2 separate regions of the Homo sapiens genome follow, and region 2 is linked to region 1. Evidence: read pairs that join two places in POLR2A ChIA-PET (ENCODE). Cell type or tissue: PC-9. All regions are shown on one strand. Each heading gives the region's core, and the rest is flanking DNA. Links, peaks and the distances in the headings are about the cores only. Region 1 overlaps BICRA (BRD4 interacting chromatin remodeling complex associated protein). Region 2 overlaps ZNF541 (zinc finger protein 541).

Evidence for each region. Peaks named below come from ENCODE experiments on the same cell type or tissue, not always from the same donor. Only the 100,000 strongest peaks of a DNase experiment are listed, where the experiment ranks them.
Region 2: POLR2A ChIA-PET joins it to region 1 with 14 read pairs; 13 of 35 experiments call an interaction of 5 or more read pairs at or near these places.

Annotation. Positions count from the first base shown.
Region 1 is chr19:47,616,750-47,625,804 of GRCh38, reverse strand. The region is part of intron 1 of BICRA (BRD4 interacting chromatin remodeling complex associated protein); the gene reads right to left. Among named protein-coding and RNA genes, the nearest start is that of BICRA, 12 kb to the right of the region's middle. RefSeq lists an enhancer at 4,673-5,233. In PC-9, for the core only: no CTCF peak of the experiment used is centred there; no DNase peak of the experiment used is centred there.
Region 2 is chr19:47,545,182-47,554,236 of GRCh38, reverse strand. ZNF541 (zinc finger protein 541) reads left to right here. Exons shown (of 17, transcript NM_001277075.3): 4 at 4,752-4,992; 5 at 8,257-9,055. Among named protein-coding and RNA genes, the nearest start is that of ZNF541, 23 kb to the left of the region's middle. In PC-9, for the core only: no CTCF peak of the experiment used is centred there; DNase peaks (open chromatin) are centred at 1,776 and 4,596; H3K27me3 peaks cover 29 bases.

The sequences.
Region 1 (9,055 bases), core at 274-8,273:
TGGCCTCCTGAACGCTTTCCCAATTGTACACACAACCTCTGCCTTCACACCCTCTCCACTTCGCAAACTGTGAGCAAACTTCACTTCTGAGCCCAACCCAGTACCACCTCCTCCAGGCTCTTCCAGAACCTTCCCTCACCTTCTTTCCTTTTCTCTCCTAAGCCTCCAACTCAGCTCAGAAACTCAAAAACCCAATCCAAACCCAACCCAATCTCCTCACGATCTGTATAAAGGTCACCTGGCCCCTCAATCATTCAGTATCAGTTAGGGGTTTATTCAGTCCTTGTCAGACCCTGAGGATGTCACCTAACATGGAAATAAGCTCAGTGAAGTGAAGGAAATTGGACGAGAAAGTCAAAGAGGGCTTCCCCGAGGAGGGAGCATTTAAGCAGAGACCTGCGAGATGTGGCCCCAAAAGAGTTGGAGGCCACAGTGAACCACAATCACGCCACCGCAATCCAGCCTGGGCACCAGTGAGACCCTGTCTCTTAAAAAAAAAAAAAAAAGGCCAGGTTGGTGGCTCACACCTGTAATCTCAACACTTTGGGAGGCTGAGGAGGGCAAATCACTGGAGGTCAGGAGTTCGAGACCAGCCTGGCCAACATGGTGAAACCCTATCTCTACTAAAAATACAAAAATTAGCTGGGCGTGGTGGCTCACGCCTGTAATCCCAGCTACTCAGGAGGCTGAGGCAGGAGAACTACTTGAACCCAGGAGGTGGAGGTTGCAGTGAGCTGAGATCACGTCACTGCACTTCACCCTGGGCAACAGAGTGAGACTCTGTCTCAAAAAAAAAAAAAAAAAAAAAAAAAGCCAGGTGCAGTGGCTCATGTCTGTAATCCCAGCACTGTGGGAGACTGAGTCAGGAGGATCACTTGAGCCCGGGAGTTCAAGGCCAGCCTGGGCAACATAGTGAAACCTCATCTCTGCAAAAACTTAAAAAATCAGCCAGGTATGGTGGCACATGCCTGCGGTCCCAACTACTCGGGTAGCTGAGGTTGGAGGAACGCTTGAGCCTGGGAGGTCAAGACAGGAGTGAGTATGATCACACCACTGCATTCCAGCCTGGGCGACAGAATGAGACCCTATCTTCCAAAGAAAAAAAAAAAAGTCAGGGCGTGGCAGTGGGAGGTACAGGCATAACTTGTTACTACACTTCAAAGACACAGCATTTTTTTACGAACTGAAGGTTTCTGGCAACCCTTTGTCCAGTGAGTCTATCTGCATCATTTTCCCAGTCACAAGCTCACTTCATGTCAGTATCAGCATATTTTAGCAATAAAGCAATTTTTAATTAAGGTATGTACACTGGTTTTTTTAGACATGATGTTATTGCACACTTAACAGATTGCAGTATCGTATAAACGTAACTTTTGTATCCACTGGAGAATCAAAAAACGTGTGTGGCTCGCTCTATTGTGATACTCACTTTACTGCACTGTCTAGAACCTAACCTGCCTGCTCTCTGGGGTATGCTTGTAGCAGGGGAAGATGACTCTGGGCAGAGTACAGTGCAGGCCGAGGTGGGGAGGCGGGAACCAGCTTGGTGAGTGAAAGGCAAGATGAAAAGGGTAGGAGATAAGCCAGGCCAGATCAGAAAGACTTTGTACGGAGCTGAAGAGGTTTTACCTGAGGGCACTAGGGAGTCACAATCTGCCGGGCATGTTGGCTCACGCCTGTAATCCCAGCACTTTGGGAGGCAGAGGTGGGCGGATCATCTGAGGTCGGGAGTTCAAGACCAGCCTGGCCAACATGGAGAAACCCCGACGCTACTAAAAACACAAAATTAGCCGGGCGCGGTGGTGCGTGCCTGTAATCCCAGCTACTCGGGGAGCTGAGGCACGAGAATCTCTTGAACGCCGAAGGCAGAGGTTGCGGTGAGCCAAGATCGCGCCACTGCACTCCAGCCTGGGCAACAAGAACTAAACTCGGTCTCAGTCTCAAAAAAAAAAAAAAAAGAGAGAGAGAGAAAGAACACTTCCTTCCACCCAGCTGCTCAGGGCAATGACCTTGGATCATGCTAGATTCCCTGTTTTTCTTACCCTACCCCCAAGCCCCAAAGCCTGCCCTAGAAGCTCCCTCCTCCAGGAAGCCTACCCTGATGCCTCCCCGCCTGACCTCCCCAGGCTCAGCTGGCAATCCTCAGACACTGATCTGGCTTTGCAGGGGAATGGGTGTGTTCCTGCCTCATCGCTCTCCCCAGTCCCTGAAGGCACAGCACCGGCTATTTGTGCTGGAGGTGAGAACATGGGCCACAGTCCAAGCAGTAGGAAGCCTGAGTGTGAGTCTGAATTAACCAGGAGGACGAAAATCCCAGCTCAGGCAGCAGCTCCCTGTGTGACCTTGGGAAGTCATTTTACCTCTGTGCCTCTGTGACAGGGAGATGGTGAACACCTGGGGGTCTGACCCTCATGAGGATTTGAAGTGAACTGTACTACCTGCAGCCCATGGAGCGCACAGCAGGGAGGAGCAGCAGGGAGGGACAGGTAACCAACAAGGCGACCCTCTAAACACAGCACTGGGAGGAAAAGCAGCAGGAGGAGAAACAGAAGCAGTATCCTTTCTGTAAAGCAAAAATCCATCGCACAAAGCAAGCAATTCACTCCAGCACAGGAGGTCGCTGACGGGGAGGGGAATGAAAATAAAAGGGAATTTTATAAATAGGAGTATATATTTTTATATATAATAATGTATAGTTTTATATTTCTATTATGTATTATGTAATGTCTAATATATGAGAGTACACACACACACACTTTTTTTTTTTTGAGATGGCCTCTCGTTCTGTCACCCAGGCTGGAGTGCAGTGGCACTATCTCGGCTCATTGCAACCTCCGCCTCCTGGGCTCAAACAATTCTCTGCCTCAGCCTCCTGAGTAGCTAGGATTACAGGTGCCTGCCACCATGCCCAGCTAATTTTTGTATTTTTAGTAGAGATGGGGCTTCACCATGTTGCCCAGGCTGGTCTTGAACTCCTGACCTCGTGATCCACCCACCTTGGGCTCCCAAAGTGCTAGGATTACAGGCATGAGCCACCGCACCCGGCCCACTCCTAAATTTTTTTTTTTTTTTTTTTTTTTTGAGACAGAGTCTCACTCTGTCACCCAGGCTGGAGTGCAGTGGCACAATCTCGGCTCACTGCAAGCTCCGCCTCCCGGGTTCACACCATTCTCCTGCCTCAGTCTCCCGAGTAGCTGGGACTACAGGCGCCAGCCACTACGTCCAGCTAATTTTTTGTATTTTTAGTAGAGACAGGGTTTCACCGCATTAGCCAGGATGGTCTCGATCTCCTGACCTCGTGATCTGCCCGCCTCAGCCTCCCAAAGTGCTGGGATTACAGGCGTGAGCCACCACGCCCGGCCCACTCCTACATATTTTTAAGCAGACTTTTGTTAGAAACCAAGTTACACTCAGGCGTGGTGGCTCATGCCTGTAATCCCAGCACTCTGGGAGGCCAAGGCGAGAGGATCACCTGAGGTCAGGAGTTCGAGACTAGCCTGGCCAACATGGCGGCGAAACCCCATCTCTACTAAAAAAGTATGGCCGGGAGTGGTGGCTCACACCTGTAATTCCAGCACTTTGGGAGGCCATGGCGGGCAGATCACAAGGTGAGGAGTTCGAGACCAGCCTGGCCAACATAGTGAAACCTGTCTCTACTAAAAATACAAAAATTAGCTGGGCATGGTGGTGCAGGCCTGTAGTCCCAGCTACTCGGGAGGCTGAGGCAGGAGAACTGCTTGAACCCGGGAGGTAGAGGTTGCAGTGGGCCAAAATCGCACCACTGCACTCCAGCTTAGGCAACAGAGTGAGACTTCATCTCAAAAAAAAAAAAATAAAGTACAAAAATTAGCTGGGGGTGGTGGTGCACGCCTGTAACACCAGCTACTTGAGAAGCCAAGGCAGGAGAATTGCTTGAACCTGGGAGGTGGAGGTTGCAGTGAGCCAAGATCGCACTATTGCACTCCAGCCTGGGCGACAGAGCAAGGCTCCATCTTGAAAATAAAAAGAAACTGAGTTAAAGAAGTCTCTCAATTCAGGCCGGGTGCAGTGGCTCACGCCTGTAATCCCAGCACTTTGGGAGGCGGACGCCAGTGATCAACTGAGGTCAGGAGTTCAAAACCAGCCTGACATGGTGAAACCCCCTCTCTACTAAAAATACAAAAATCAGCCGGGTGTGGTGGCATGTGCCCGTAATCCCAGCTACTCAGGAGGCTGAGGCAGGAGAATTGCTTGAACCTGGGAGGCGGAGGTTGCAGTGAGCCAAGATAGCACCATTGCACTCCAGCCTGGGCAACAAGAGCAAAATTCCATCTCGCATTTAAAAAAAAAAAAAAAAAAGACTAAAAAATTTTAAATACAAAAGCAGGACCATGGAAGGGGACATGCTTGAGAAGGTACAAAGCACTGGGAAGACATCAGGGGATTTTGTTCCTTTGGCTAACGAGACAGAAATTTAACAGAAAAAGACAACCCTGCACAAAACAGCCTTGAGACAGCGGGCAAACTGCAGGGTGGGACAGGACTTTTCCTGAGTTTTATCAACTCCAAGATGCGCATTTTTCACACTTTTGTCTCTGAAAAGGAAGCTGCATCTTACAACTGATGGCTGCTTAGCCCAGGAAATACCCTGTCTGGCTTCCACTCCCAGGTGAACTGCAGGAGAAACACCAGAACTCATGGAGCCTCGGTTTCCCCGCTGAGCAGTGGGGAGGTCAACAATCCTGACCTACCTCCCAGGTTCCCATTCATTCCCTCTTTGAACAGCACTTAGGGAGTGAGTACAGGACTCCAGGCTCACACAGAGGCACCAGGGAGGCAGCCAGGGTCAGGACAAGCAATGGCCGTAGACAGAGATCGAGTGGGGCTCCAAGACCCATGGCCGCCTTGACTGGATGACAGGCCTGCTGGGGAGCTCTGCTGCTGCCGGAAGAGGCCTAGGATTTAGGGCTGGGCTACCTGTGCAAAAGAACTACTCAGAGACAGCGCTTGATGAAAATGCTGTTTCCTGGACGCCACTCATCGGGATTCCCAGGAGTTTGGTCTGTGTGGAGCCCAGGGATGGTCATTTTTCACAAGCATCCCTGGTCATTTGGAAGCATGTGGGTTTTGTTCTTGTTTTTTTTTTTTTTTTTTTTTTGAGACAGTCTCACTCTGTCGCCCAAGCTAAAGTGCAGTGGTATGATCACAGCTAACTGGAGCCTCGACCTTCTGGGCTCAAGTGATCCTCCCACCTCTCAGCTTCCCAAGTTGCTGGGACTACAAGCATGCACCACCATGCTCGGCTACTTTTTGTATTTTTTTGTAGAGACGGGGTTTCACCATGTTGCCCAAGCTGGTCTCAAACTCCCGACCTCAGGTGATCCACCTGCCCTGACCTCCCAAAGTGCTGGGATTAGAGGTGTGAGCCACTGCGCCCTGGCCAGTGGGACACTTTTTGAGAAACACACAGGAACTCCAAAGACAGGGTCTCTGCTCCCCTTTCTCCATCCCTGGGACATGCCTGTCATCCACCCATCCATTCATTCAACAAGCATCTACAGAGCACCTACTGCACACCAGGAGCTGAGAACACAGGAAACACAGCCCTCCCTTCTCATCTTCTGCAGTTTGGAGCCTCATGAGAAAGCCAGGCTTGAAGAAATACTCACGGGAAAGAATTTCTTAAAGGAAGACACTCCCGATACACACACACCAACATCCCTGCATCTCAAAAGGATCATGCTGAGCCGAAGATGCTCAACCCAACGGACTCCACGGGGCAGGACTCCCCCTCTGTGAAATTCTAGAAGAGGCAAGGCTGACCCACAATGACAAGGCAAGCCAGTGACTGCTTCTGGGAGCAGGTACTGACCAGGAAGGGGCAAAGGGCAACTTTCTGGCAGTGACGAGAATGTGCTGTATCTTGATAGGGGTTAGGACTCATGGAAAGGCATGCTTAAACTATGTGCATTTTAATGAATGGCTCTCTGCAGCCTCAGCCTCCTGGACTCAAGCAATTCTCCTACCTCAGCCTCCAGATTAGATCCAGGCAGGGGCCACCACAACTGGCTAAGGTCTTTATTTGTTTTTTGGAGAGATAGGGTCTTATTATGTTGCCTAGGCTGGTCTCGGACTCCCGGCCTCAAGTGATCCTCCCACCTCGCCCTCCCAAAAAGTGCTGGGATTACAGGTGTGAGCCACCGTGCCTGGCCCCTCTGCGGATTTTACTGTATACGAATTACACTTCAATGAAAAAGGATTGGGAGAGGCTGGGACCAGTGGCTCACACCTGTAATCCCAGCACTTCGGGAAGCCAAAGCAGGCAGATCACCTGAGGTCAGGAGTTCGAGACCAGCCTGGCCAACATGGTGAAACCTCATCTCTACTAAAAATACAAAAACTAACCGGGCGTGGTGGCGGGCGCCTATAATCCCAGCTACTCGGAAGGCTGAGGCAGGGAGAATGTCTTGAACCCGGGAGGCGGAGGTTGCAACGAGCCGAGATAGTGCCACTGCACTCCGGCCTAGGGGACAGAGCGAAACAGCGAGACCCCATCTCAAACACACACACACAAAAAAAAGGAAAAAAAAAAGGGGTTGGGAAAAAAAATGTGTATATATATATGTATATATACATATATATATACACTGTCCACGAAAGAGTAAGTATACACACAAAAGTAGGAGATCACCGCGCACGTTCTAGGGAGAGAAATTCCGCAGTACAGCAAGAGCTTGCTAAGCTGTGAGCTCAGACTTCTCCCAGGGAGAACTCCCGCACCCAGGCCGGGCGCCAAGTGTCTGAGGTCAATGAGACACTATGCGTGCCAGGTGATGGAGGTTATAGTCCAGCTAACTGTCACAGCCACCCTGTGAGGCAGGCGCTGTGGACATCTGCCCGCCCAGCCTCACACGGTGGACGAGAGTTGGCATCCAGCCTCTGGAAAGGTGGCTCCGGGGAGCTTCACCTGCAGGTGTCCCTGGACACTGGGCCATCCTCTGCCTCCAGGCAGCAGAGGCCACCAGGCGCTCCCTCAAGGACCCCAAGGGTCTTTAGCAAGGGTCTCACAGCCTCAGACAGATATTCCCGCTCACTCCGTTCCCAAGGTTACCAGGCTGGGACACAGAGGACATAAGAGGCTGAGAGGGGCCACGCTGAAGTTGGCAGCCCCCTAAACAGGCAAGCACTTCAAAGGGAGAGTGCAGAGGGACAGGGTGGGCATGGCAAGGGAATGAAGGTAGCGGGGCCGGGCTGGGGGGTCAAGGGGCATCAACCCTTCCTCTGCAATCCTAGAAACAGCATTTTTGTCCCCAACCTCAAGAGTATACACAGAAGCAATAACAACACTAACAATAGTGACCGTTTACTCTGAGCCAGGCACTTGCAAAACATCTTTTCCACGCTAGACCTTATTTAACAATAAGGTCATCCAAATAAGTATTTATTATCTCTCCTGTACTTCCAGTTCTCTAACCTGGACTAAAGGAGGGAAATAGCTTGCCACCAAGTCACAGGGTTAGAAGGAGCAGAAACAGGACTTTAACCCACACAGCTGACCCAGTTGCCCATCACCTCCAGGGTCATCCTAGGGGTCCATCCCCTGCTGCCAGCCCCACTTCAACTCTTCCTTTATGAGGACGATTTCTGCACAGAGTAACAGAACCTGTACCCCACACTGCATGCACCCAGGTGTGACCCCCAAACCTGTGTAATCAGAAACAACCCACAGGGTTTGAGGCTTGGTGTGGCCAAGACAGGGAATTCACCACAGTCCCAAAAAGGGGATCACAGAAAAAGGACCACCTGATCAAAGCCCACTCCCTGCTGCCTCAGTTTCCCAACCTATGAAATGGGCCTAATGCCACTTTCTTCATAGAACAGGACAGACTCTGGAGGTGCTGAAACAAATTCTGGATCCCAGAAATAACACCACCATTAATAACAATAATAATACAATGGAAATGATATGATATCTGGAATTTGCTTTAAAATACCTTGGCAAAAAAGAAAAAATATATGTGCACAGTAGGTAATGGCCAAAAAAAAAAGATCAGATCAGCAGAAAATTTTTGCAGAAGCTGGTGATGGTTACACAGGGGTGGTTGTGCTATTTTCTCAACTCTCGGTGAGTGCTTTAAAATTTCCTTAACAAAAAGTTAAAAAGGCCAGGTGCATAGCTCATGCTTGTAATCCCAGCACTTTGGGGGGCCTAGGTGAGCAGATCACCTGAGTTCAGGAGTTCGAGACCAGCCTGGCCAACATGGTGAAACCCCTTCTCTACTAAAAATACAACAATTAGCCGTGTGTGGTGGCAGGCACCTGTAATTCCAGCTACTCGGGAGACTGAGGCACGAGAACTGCTGGAGCCTGGGAGGCGGAGGTTGCAGTGAGCCGATATGGCGCCACTACACTCCAGTCTGGGTGACACAGTGAGAGCCTGTCTCAAAAAAATAAAAAATATAAGTTAAAATAACAATAAATAAATCTGCCAAGCCGAGTCTAGATGGCAAAAAAAAAGAAAAAAGAAAACAAAATAATAATAAACAAAGACGGCCAGGTGCAGTTGCTCATGCCTATAATCCCAGGACTTTGGGAGGCCAAAGTCGGAGGACTGTTGAGCCCAGAAGTTGGAGACCAGCCTGAGCAATATAGCAAGACCTTGTCTCTATAAAATAAAATAAAATATTTAAAAATAATAGGCCTGGTATGGTGGCTCATGTTTGTAATCCCAGCACTTTGGGAAGCTGAGGCGGGTGGATTGCTTGAGTCCAGGAGTTCGAGACTAGCCTGGCCAACATGGCCAAACACCAGCTCTACAAAATATACAAAATTAGCTGGGTGTCGTGGCCCACATCTGTAGCCATAGCTACTCGGGAGGCTGAGACATAAGAATCACTTGAACCTGGGAGGCGGAGGTTGCAGTGAGCCAAGATCACACCACTGTACTCCAGCCTGGGCGCAGAGAGAGATTCTTGTCTCAAAAAAAAAAAATTAATAAAAATAAAAGATAATAAGAATCAAAGTGAAGCTTCACTGAGCATTCCTGAGAGCCAGGTCCTATCCTAAAAAGCTTCCC
Region 2 (9,055 bases), core at 1,056-9,055, 72 kb after region 1:
CTGGTCTCGAACTGAGCTCAAGCAATCTGCCTACCTTGGCCTTCCAAAGTGCTTGGGATTACAGGTGTGAACCACCACACCTGACCTCACTTGTAAATTTTTAAACGTGGGTAAAGTCAGACATACATAGTCTTGCAGAGATAATATTAAGTATATAATTCCATTTAAGTTGTAAGAGTTGGTGTATTTGCTTTCATATTGAAGGTAGACCTTCATACTGAGGGTCACTGAAATAGCTATTCCATTGGACTGTTAGACCATATTCTTGCTGTTTGGACTGTTAAAGTGTTTCTGTGAACAACTTTGTACATGTTGAGTTTTCTTTTGGATTAGTTCTTTGAATATTTTCCTCAAAGTCAGTTTACCCAGACGGAGCATTAAACAATTTTATAGCTCTGGCCGGACATGGTGGCTCATGCCTATAATCCTAGTACTTTGGGAGGCTGAGGTGGGCGGATCGCTTGAGATAAGGAGTTCCACTCCAGCCCAGCCAACATGGCGAAACCCCATCTCTACTAAAAATACAATAATTTGGCCAGGCGTGGTGGCTCACGCCTGTAATCCCAGCACTTTGGGAGGCCGAGGCAGGCGGATCATGAGGTCAGGAGTTCAAGACCATCCTGGCTAACATAGTGAAATCTGTCTACTAAAAATACAAAAATTATCTGGGTGTGGTGGTACGTGCCTGTAATCCCAGCTACTTGGGAGGCTGAGGCAGGAAAATCGCTTGAACCAGGGAGTCGGAGGTTGCAGTGAGCCGAGATTGCACCACAGCACTCCAGCCTGGCAACAGAGCAAGACTCCGTCTCAAAAAAAAAAAAAAAAAAAGAATTAGCCTGGCATGGTGGTGGGTGCCTGTAATCCCAGCTACTCGGGAGGCTGAGGCAGGAGAACTGCTTGAATCTGGGAGATGGAGGTTACAGTGAGCTGAGATCATGCTACTGCACTCCAGGCTGGGCAACAGAGTGAGACTCCATCTCAACAAATAAATAAATAAATAAATGTTAAAAAACTGTAGAGCCCTTATAACACTGGTTTCTAAGAAGATCAAGTGACTTCCCAGGCTAGTTCCTCTGTTTGCCTGTTTTTCAGTGTCCTTGCCAATTTTTATTTATTTATTTATTTTTTTGAGACGGAGTCTTTCTCTGTCACCAGGTTAGAGTGTAATGGTGCAATCTTGGCTCACTGCAACCTCCACCTCCCGGGTTCAGGCGATTCTCCTGCCTCAGCCTCCCGAGTAGCTGGGATTACAGGTGTCCCCCACCACGCCCAGCTAATTTTTGTATTTTTAGTAGAGACGGGGTTTCACCATCTTGGCCAGACTGGTCTCAAACTCCTGACCTCATGATCCACCCTCCTCGGCCTCCCAAAGTGCTGGGATTACAGGCATAAGCCACCGTGCCCGGCCTCCTTGCCAATTTTTAAAAACGTTTTGTTTTCTAGTTTTATAGTTGCTTTAATAGGCTTTTTTTTTTTTTTTTTTTTTTTTTTTTTGAGATGGAGTCTCGCTCTATCGCCCAGGCTAGAGTGCAGTGGTGCGATCTCGGCTCACTGCAAGCTCCGCCTCCCGGGTTCATGCCATTCTCCTGCCTCAGCCTCCCTAGTAGCTGGGACCACAGGCGCCCGCCACTGCCCCCAGCTAATTTTTTGTATTTTTAGTAGAGACGGGGTTTCACCATGTTAGCCAGGATGGTCTCGATTTTAATAGGCATTTTTAAGTGACTGAGTAAGGCTAAGGACTTTTGCCTGAGGGAGCCCGGTTTTTCCTTGTTGAAACTGTTGGAGTTATTTGACTACTCATTATAGTAATTTCTCAGAGGACAAAGACAAAGGCCAAGCAAGTTCCATGACAAATGGCCACAGGCAGGATTGGGAGGAGAGTCTAGGCCTCAAGACTCCCAGCCCAGTTTCCCTTCTGCTGTGTCTGTCACACTGCATCTCATGAGCCACAGAGAATTTGCACGATTGGATCCTTTAGAGCAACCTCCTGCTCTTCCCATGCCCTGGCCCATTGAATTCTTGGATCCCATCTCCATAGTATCCCTGATAAATTATTATTTCCAAACTTGCCATCTTGGCTGGGCACAGTGGCTCATGCACTTTGTAATCCCAGCACTTTGGGAGGCTGAGGTGGGAGGATCGCTTGAGGCCAGAAGTTTGAGACTAGCCTGGCCAACATGGCAAAACCCCGTCTCTACTAAAAATATAAGAATTAGCCTGGCATGGTGGCAGGCGCCTCTAATCTCAGCCACTCAGGAGGCTGACGCAGGAGAATCACTTGAACCCAGGAGGCAGAGGTTGCAGTGAGCCAAGATGGCGCCATTGCACTCCAGCGTGGGTGACTGAGTGAGACTCCATCTCAACAAACAAACAAACTTGCCATCTCATAAGGCAGTTTAAGCCAGGTGCTATGTATGGTTCACGCCTGTAATCCCAGCACTTTGGGAGGCCAAGTCAGGAGGATTGCTTGAGTCCAGGAGATTGAGACTAACCTGGGCAACATAGTGAGACCCCATCTCTACAACAAATAACAATTTAAAAATCAGCTGGGGTGGTGGTGGCCCGTGCTACTCAATAGGCTGAGGTGGGAGGATCACTTGAGACCAGGACTTAGAGACTGCAATGAGCTGTGATCGCACCACTGTACTGTAGCCTGGGTGACAGAATAAGACCCTGTCTCAAGAAATAAAAATAAAAATTAGCTGGGCATGGTGGTGTGCACGTGTAGTCTCACCTGCTTGGGAGGCTGAGTCAGAAGGACTGCTCACGCCCAGGAGTTCAAGGCTGCGGTGAGCTATGATTGCGTCTGTGAATAACCCCTGCACTCTAGCCTGGACAACATAGTGAGACCCCATCTCTATCAAGAAAATAATAAGAAATAAGAAGTTAAAAAGGCAGGCTGGGCGCGGTGGCTCACACCTGTAATCCCAGCACTTTGGGAGGCTGAGGTGGGTGGATCACCTGAGGCCAGAAGTTCGAGACCAGCCTGGCCAACATGGTGAAACCCCATCTCTACTAAAAATACAAAAGTTAGTTGGACATGGTGGCAGGTACCTGTAGTCCCAGCTACTGCAGAGGCTGAGGCTTGAACCTGGGAGGCAGAGGTTGCAGTGAGCCGAGATTGCGCCACTGCCCTCTAGCCTGGGCAACAGAGTAAGACTCAGTCTCAAAAAAAAAAAAAATTAAAAAAAAAAAGACAGTCTAATCCACCTTTCAGGTCAATCTAAAAAGTAGAAAAATCTTTTATTATTCCTTCATCTAACATACAGTTATTGAGTGCCTGTGAGTGCCAGAATGGGAACTCTCGCATCTGAGAACACAGCAGTGAGCAAGGCCAAACCCTATGTTTCCAGTGGTGTGAGGTCAGCTTCCCTTTAATTTTCATTCACCAAGCCTAGCTCTACAACAAATAACAATTTAAAAATCAGCTGGGAGTGGTGGTGGCCCGTGTAGTCCCAGCTACTCAGTAGGCTGAGGTGGGAGGATCACTTGAGCCCAGGACTTAGAGACTGCAATGAGCTGTGATCGCACCACTGTACTTAGAGCAAGACAGAAGCAGTCTGCTGTCTCCTGTATACACTGGCCCTTCAGATATTTGAAGACGTCTGACCTCTCCAAACTGAATATTCCCAGTTCCTTTAACTATTTCTTGGGTGATGTGATTCATAACTATATATTTTATCATTTTATCCAAGGGATACATAAAATATAAACAATTTACCTATACAAAAAGAGGAAAATAAAACCAGCTAATAATCCTACTAGTCCATCTGATTCTTTCTTTCTTTTCTTTCTTTCTTTTCCTTTCTTTTTCTTTTTCTTTCCTTTCTTTCTTTGCTTCTCTCCTTATCTTTCTCTTTCTCTTTCCTTCTTTCCTTCCTTCCTTCCTTTCTTTCTCTTTCTCTCTCTCTCTTTCTCTCTCTCTTTCCTTCCTTCCTTCCTCCTTCCTTCCTTCCTGTCTTTCTTTCTTTCTTTTTCTTTTTCTTTGACAGAGTCCCACTCTGTCGCCCAGGCTAGAGTGCAGTGGTGCTATCTCAGCTTACTGCAGCTTCCGCCTCCTGGGTTCAAGCAGTTCTCGTGCCTCAGCCTCCCAAATAGCCGGGATTACAGACACACACCACCATGCCCAGCTAATTTTTGTATTTTTGGTAGAGACGGGGTTTCACCATGTTGGCCAGGCTCGTCCTGAACTCCTGACCTCAAATGATCCGCCTGCTTCAGCCTCCCAAAGTGCTGGGATTACAGGTGTGAGCTACCACACCCAACCCAGATATTAGGTTGTTTATAACATTTCACCAGGAAAAGCAGTATGACAGTTTACTCCCTTGCAGCTAGATCTTTGTACAAAGCTACATTTATTTCCTTATGTGAAAACCCCAAAAACAGAATTGGCTGGGTGTGTGCAAGGATTTCTACTTTTCCAAGGTTTTGGATAATATATTTCTAATTGCCGTTCCAAGAGTACCAGGTGATGGTGTGGTCATAAAGCCCAGCCCATTGTGGTCATGCTGCTCTGGAAGGGCTTCAGTCTGCAGTCATCCCTCCACACGTGGCACCAAGTCCGGGTGCCATCCTGCAGGGCTTCTGTTCCCCTCACCTGCTCCTGAACCTTGTTTACTTTGTGTGGAGCAAGAGTTCTCGCGCAACACTTACAAGGCCACCATGGTTCTAAGAGGTGTAGAGTGCCTTAGTCGTGCTTTTCGCTTGGTTGCCTTGGCTGTGTATAACCTGTGCTTTCTCCCTCTGTTTAGACCTGGGGCTAGGTGTGCTTAAGGCTAAAGAGGCTGACGAAGGAGGAAGGGCCACCTCGGGGAGTGCCAGGAAAGGAAAGCGGCAGCACAGTTCCCCTCAAAACCCACTTCTGGACTGCAGCCTGTGCGGGAAGGTGTTCAGCAGCGCCAGTTCTCTGAGCAAGCACTACCTGACACACAGCCAGGAAAGGAAGCACGTCTGCAAAATCTGCAGCAAGGCCTTTAAGCGCCAGGACCACCTGTATGTGGGAGTCTGGTCAGAAAAACGTCTGTTCAGGGGCTGGGGGTGGGGACATGTTCCTGGGTCTTCTTCCTATTCTCCCAGATCAACCTGCTGTCTCGTCCTCTGTTGGGTTTTCCAGACGTGTATTACCTCTGCTCAGCCGCAGCCACAGCCACTCCATGCTTTTTTTTTTTTTTTGTCTGTCATCCGGGCTGGAGTGTAGTGGCATGATCTCGGCTCACTGCAACCTCCGCCTCCCGGGTTCAAGTGATTCTCCTGCCTCAGCCTCCTGAGTAGCTAGGATTACAAGCGCCCGCCACCACACCCAGCTAATTTTTGTATTATTTTTAGTAGAGACAGGGTTTCACCATGTTGGCCAGGCTGATCTTGAACTCCTGACCTCAAGTGATCCTCCCGCCTTGGCCTCCCAAAGTTCTGGGATTACAGGTGTGAGCCACCGTGCCCAGCCCACTCCGTTCTTCTCACACCATCAGAGCGCAGGGAAGAGAGTGGGCGCTGCTGTCCCAGCCCCTAAATTCACGCCTGTGAGGAAGCCCCTGCTTCTGTTTGCAGATGGGCTGCTTGTGGGTTAAAAACGCCTAACAGCTGGCTTCTGAGTCAATTGTGTCATGGGAGGAGTTGGGCTAACTTTATAGAGCTATGTCCTGAGTCTCTGGTAGGTGTCTGAGGAAAACGGATCTGTGTTCTCTGTGTTTTGGGATAGCACGAGACAGGAAAGATGAGACGCCTGCTTCTAGAACATGGCAATGGAGAATTAACCCTTGTTTTTCTTTTTTTTTCTTTTTTTTTTTTTTTTTTTGAGATGGAGTCTTGCTCTGTCACCCAGGCTGGAGTGCAGTGGCACGATCTCGGCTCACTACAACCTTCACCTCCCAGGTTCAAGCGATTCTCCTGCCTCAGCCTCCAGAGCAGCTGGGACTACAGGCGCATGCCACCCCGCCCAGCTAATTTTTGTATTTTTAGTAGAGATGGGGTTTCACCATATTGGCCAGGCTGGTCTCAAACTCCTGACCTTGTGATCCACCTGCCTCAGCCTCCCAAAGTGCTGGGATTACAAGCGTGAGCCACCGCACCCGGCCCCAGCTTTGTTTTTCTTTTCTATTTTTTTTTTTGTTTTTTTTTCTTTTTTAAAAAACTCATTCTTTTCCTTTTAACTTTTGACTTAAAAAGTGTCAGGAGCAAAATTTCCTTTTTTTTTTTTTTTGGACAGTCTTGCTCTGTCACTCAGGCTGGAGTGCAGAGGTGTGATCTCAGCTCACTGCAAGCCTCTGCCTCCTGGGTTCAAGTGATTTTCCTGCCTCCTCATCTTGAGTAGCTAGGACTACAGGCATGCACTATCATGCCTGGCTAATTTTTGTATTTTTAGTAGAGACAGGATTTCTCAAGTGATCTGCGTGACTCGGCCTCCCCAAAGTGCTGGGATTACAGGTGTGAGCCACCGCTTAATGTCTTGGAAATGATAAGCTTGTCTTGCCTGTGGGGGAAAGAAAGACACATGTTTTTCAAACCAGGAGACCTGCAAGTGGGAGATGAAAGTACTTAGCATTCTTATGGGGCTCCTCCCTTTCACAAGGGGCTTTGACTAATCCATCTTTCATCTTATCCTCTCACCCACACCTACCCCAGGAAAAGGAGCCAATTTGCTCATGTCACAAGTTGGTAATAGCTGGGGGTAGAACTTAGGTCTCCTGATTCCCTCTCTGTTGCTTCCCTCAGACAGAGGCTGAGGGTGAGCCTTTGGGGAAAGACTTTATGATTTAGTCCACATCGACTAGGACTGTCCAGAGCAGGGCTGTTGGGGGCCCAGAGGGTGATGTACTCCTCTGCTTATATTTATAATGTGTTAATGCAGAGGTAGGTGTGATGCAATACATATTTACATGCATTTCTGTTTGCAGAAACTATAGGCACATTTGGCTGTTTGGCTCTATAATGTTTCTATGGATTGGGCCTCTGTAAATTGGCTTCTTTGCTGTGGGGGGTTCCAGGTAGCATCTTCTTAGGGGTCTCCTACGGTAAGGCACAGATTCCTTTGTTAAAGGAAGGATCGTCCCCAAGTTAGCATCTCCTCCAGTCTATTCTGCAGAATTCTGGTTCTCAGGAATGCTAATAGGGGCTTTTTGAAAACAAAACCAAAAACAGTTCTCTGGGCAAATAAGTTTGAGAGACACTGAAAGTTAAACAGGTCTCTCTCTGTGTGGCTTTTACATTTGCTACTGTGTGCCGGCTACAGTGGCTCACGCCTGTAATCTCAGCACTTTGGGAGGCCAAGGCAGGCAGATCACTTGAGGGTCAGGAGTTCGAGACCAGCTTGGCCAACAAGGCAAAACCCCGTCTCTACTAAAAATACAAAAATTAGCTGGGCGTGGTGGCACGCACCTGTAGTCCCAGCTACTTGGAGGCTGAGGCACAAGAATCGCTTGAACCTGGGGGGCAGAGTTGCAGTGAGCCGAGATCGTGCCATTGCACTCCAGCCTGGGTGACAGAGCAAGACTCCGTCTCAAAAACAAAAAATTAATTAATTAAATTTGCTACTGTGCATCGTGAACCTCCAAGGAGTGAATGGTGTTTTTTCAAAACTTATTTATTAGCTGTGCCAAAGTCCTTGAGGAGCAACTCTGGAGGTCTTTGTGTTCCTTGGGAACCCACTCTGGGGAAATCTGATCTGGCCTCAGTGGATTTTTTTTTTTGTATTTTTTAAAATTTTATTTATTTGTTTGTTTGTTTATTGAGATAGAGTCTCACTCTGTCACCCAGGCTGGAGTGCAGTGGTGTGATCTCGGCTCACTGCAATGCACTTCATCTCCTGGGTACAAGTGATTCTCTTGCCTCAGCTTCCCCAGTAGCTGGGATTACTGGCATGTGCCACTACACCCAGCTAAATTTTTTGTATTTTTAGTAGAGACGGGTTTTACCATGTTGGCCAGGCTGGTCTCAAACTCCTGACCTCAAGTGATCCACTCACCTCGGCCTCCCAAAGTGCTGGGATTACAGGCATGAGCCACTGTGCCCCGCTGGTTTTTTTTTTTTTTTTTACTTTTCTGTAAGGGGTTTGCTTAAAGGTGAGGGGAGAGGAACTCCCCTGCCAGATGGCTTTGACCGAAGCAGGGTTTGCTGGGTGGTCTTTCCTCGTGGGGGCTGAGTACAATTTCTGAATTGTGGTGCAACTGTACCACAGACTTTTGGGGGCCACCAGGGTCCTACAGCAGAAAGCCCGGTCCCAGGTGCCCCGGTGACGCCCCTGCTTGTGTCTGGCTCCAGGACCGGGCACATGCTCACCCACCAGAAGACAAAGCCCTTCGTGTGCATCGAGCAGGGCTGCAGCAAGAGCTACTGCGACTACCGCTCTCTGCGCCGGCACTACGAGGTCCATCACGGCCTGTGCATCCTGAAGGAAGCCCCCCCGGAGGAAGAGGCCTGCGGGGACTCCCCCCACGCCCACGAGTCGGCCGGCCAGCCGCCCCCCAGCAGCCTGCGGTCCCTGGTGCCCCCAGAGGCCAGGTCCCCCGGCTCCCTCCTGCCCCACCGGGACCTCCTGCGCCGCATCGTGAGTAGCATCGTCCACCAGAAGACCCCTTCTCCTGGCCCAGCCCCGGCGGGGGCTTCAGACAGCGAAGGGAGGAACACTGCCTGTCCCTGCCCCGCCTCATCGGGGTCCTCGTCCTGCACCCCAGCCGGCCCCCACGCGGCCCCAGCAGCGCTGGACACCGAGCTTCCCGAGGAGCCTTGCCTCCCACAGAAAGAGCCGGCCACTGACGTGTTCACAGCCCCTAATTCCAGGGCCGCCGAGAACGGCGCCCCCGACCCGCCAGAGCCGGAGCCAGATACCGCGCTGCTCCAGGCCCGGTCCACCGCGGAGTGCTGGCCCGAAGGCGGCTCCGTGCCTGCCTGCCTGCCTCTCTTCCGAGGCCAGACGGTCCCTGCCAGTTCCCAGCCATCGAGCCACAGCTTCCAGTGGCTCCGGAACCTGCCGGGCTGTCCCAAAAGCAAAGGCAACAACGTGTTTGTTGTCCACAAGCCCTCGGCCGTGCCCTCGCGGGAGGGCTCCGAGTCTGGCCCG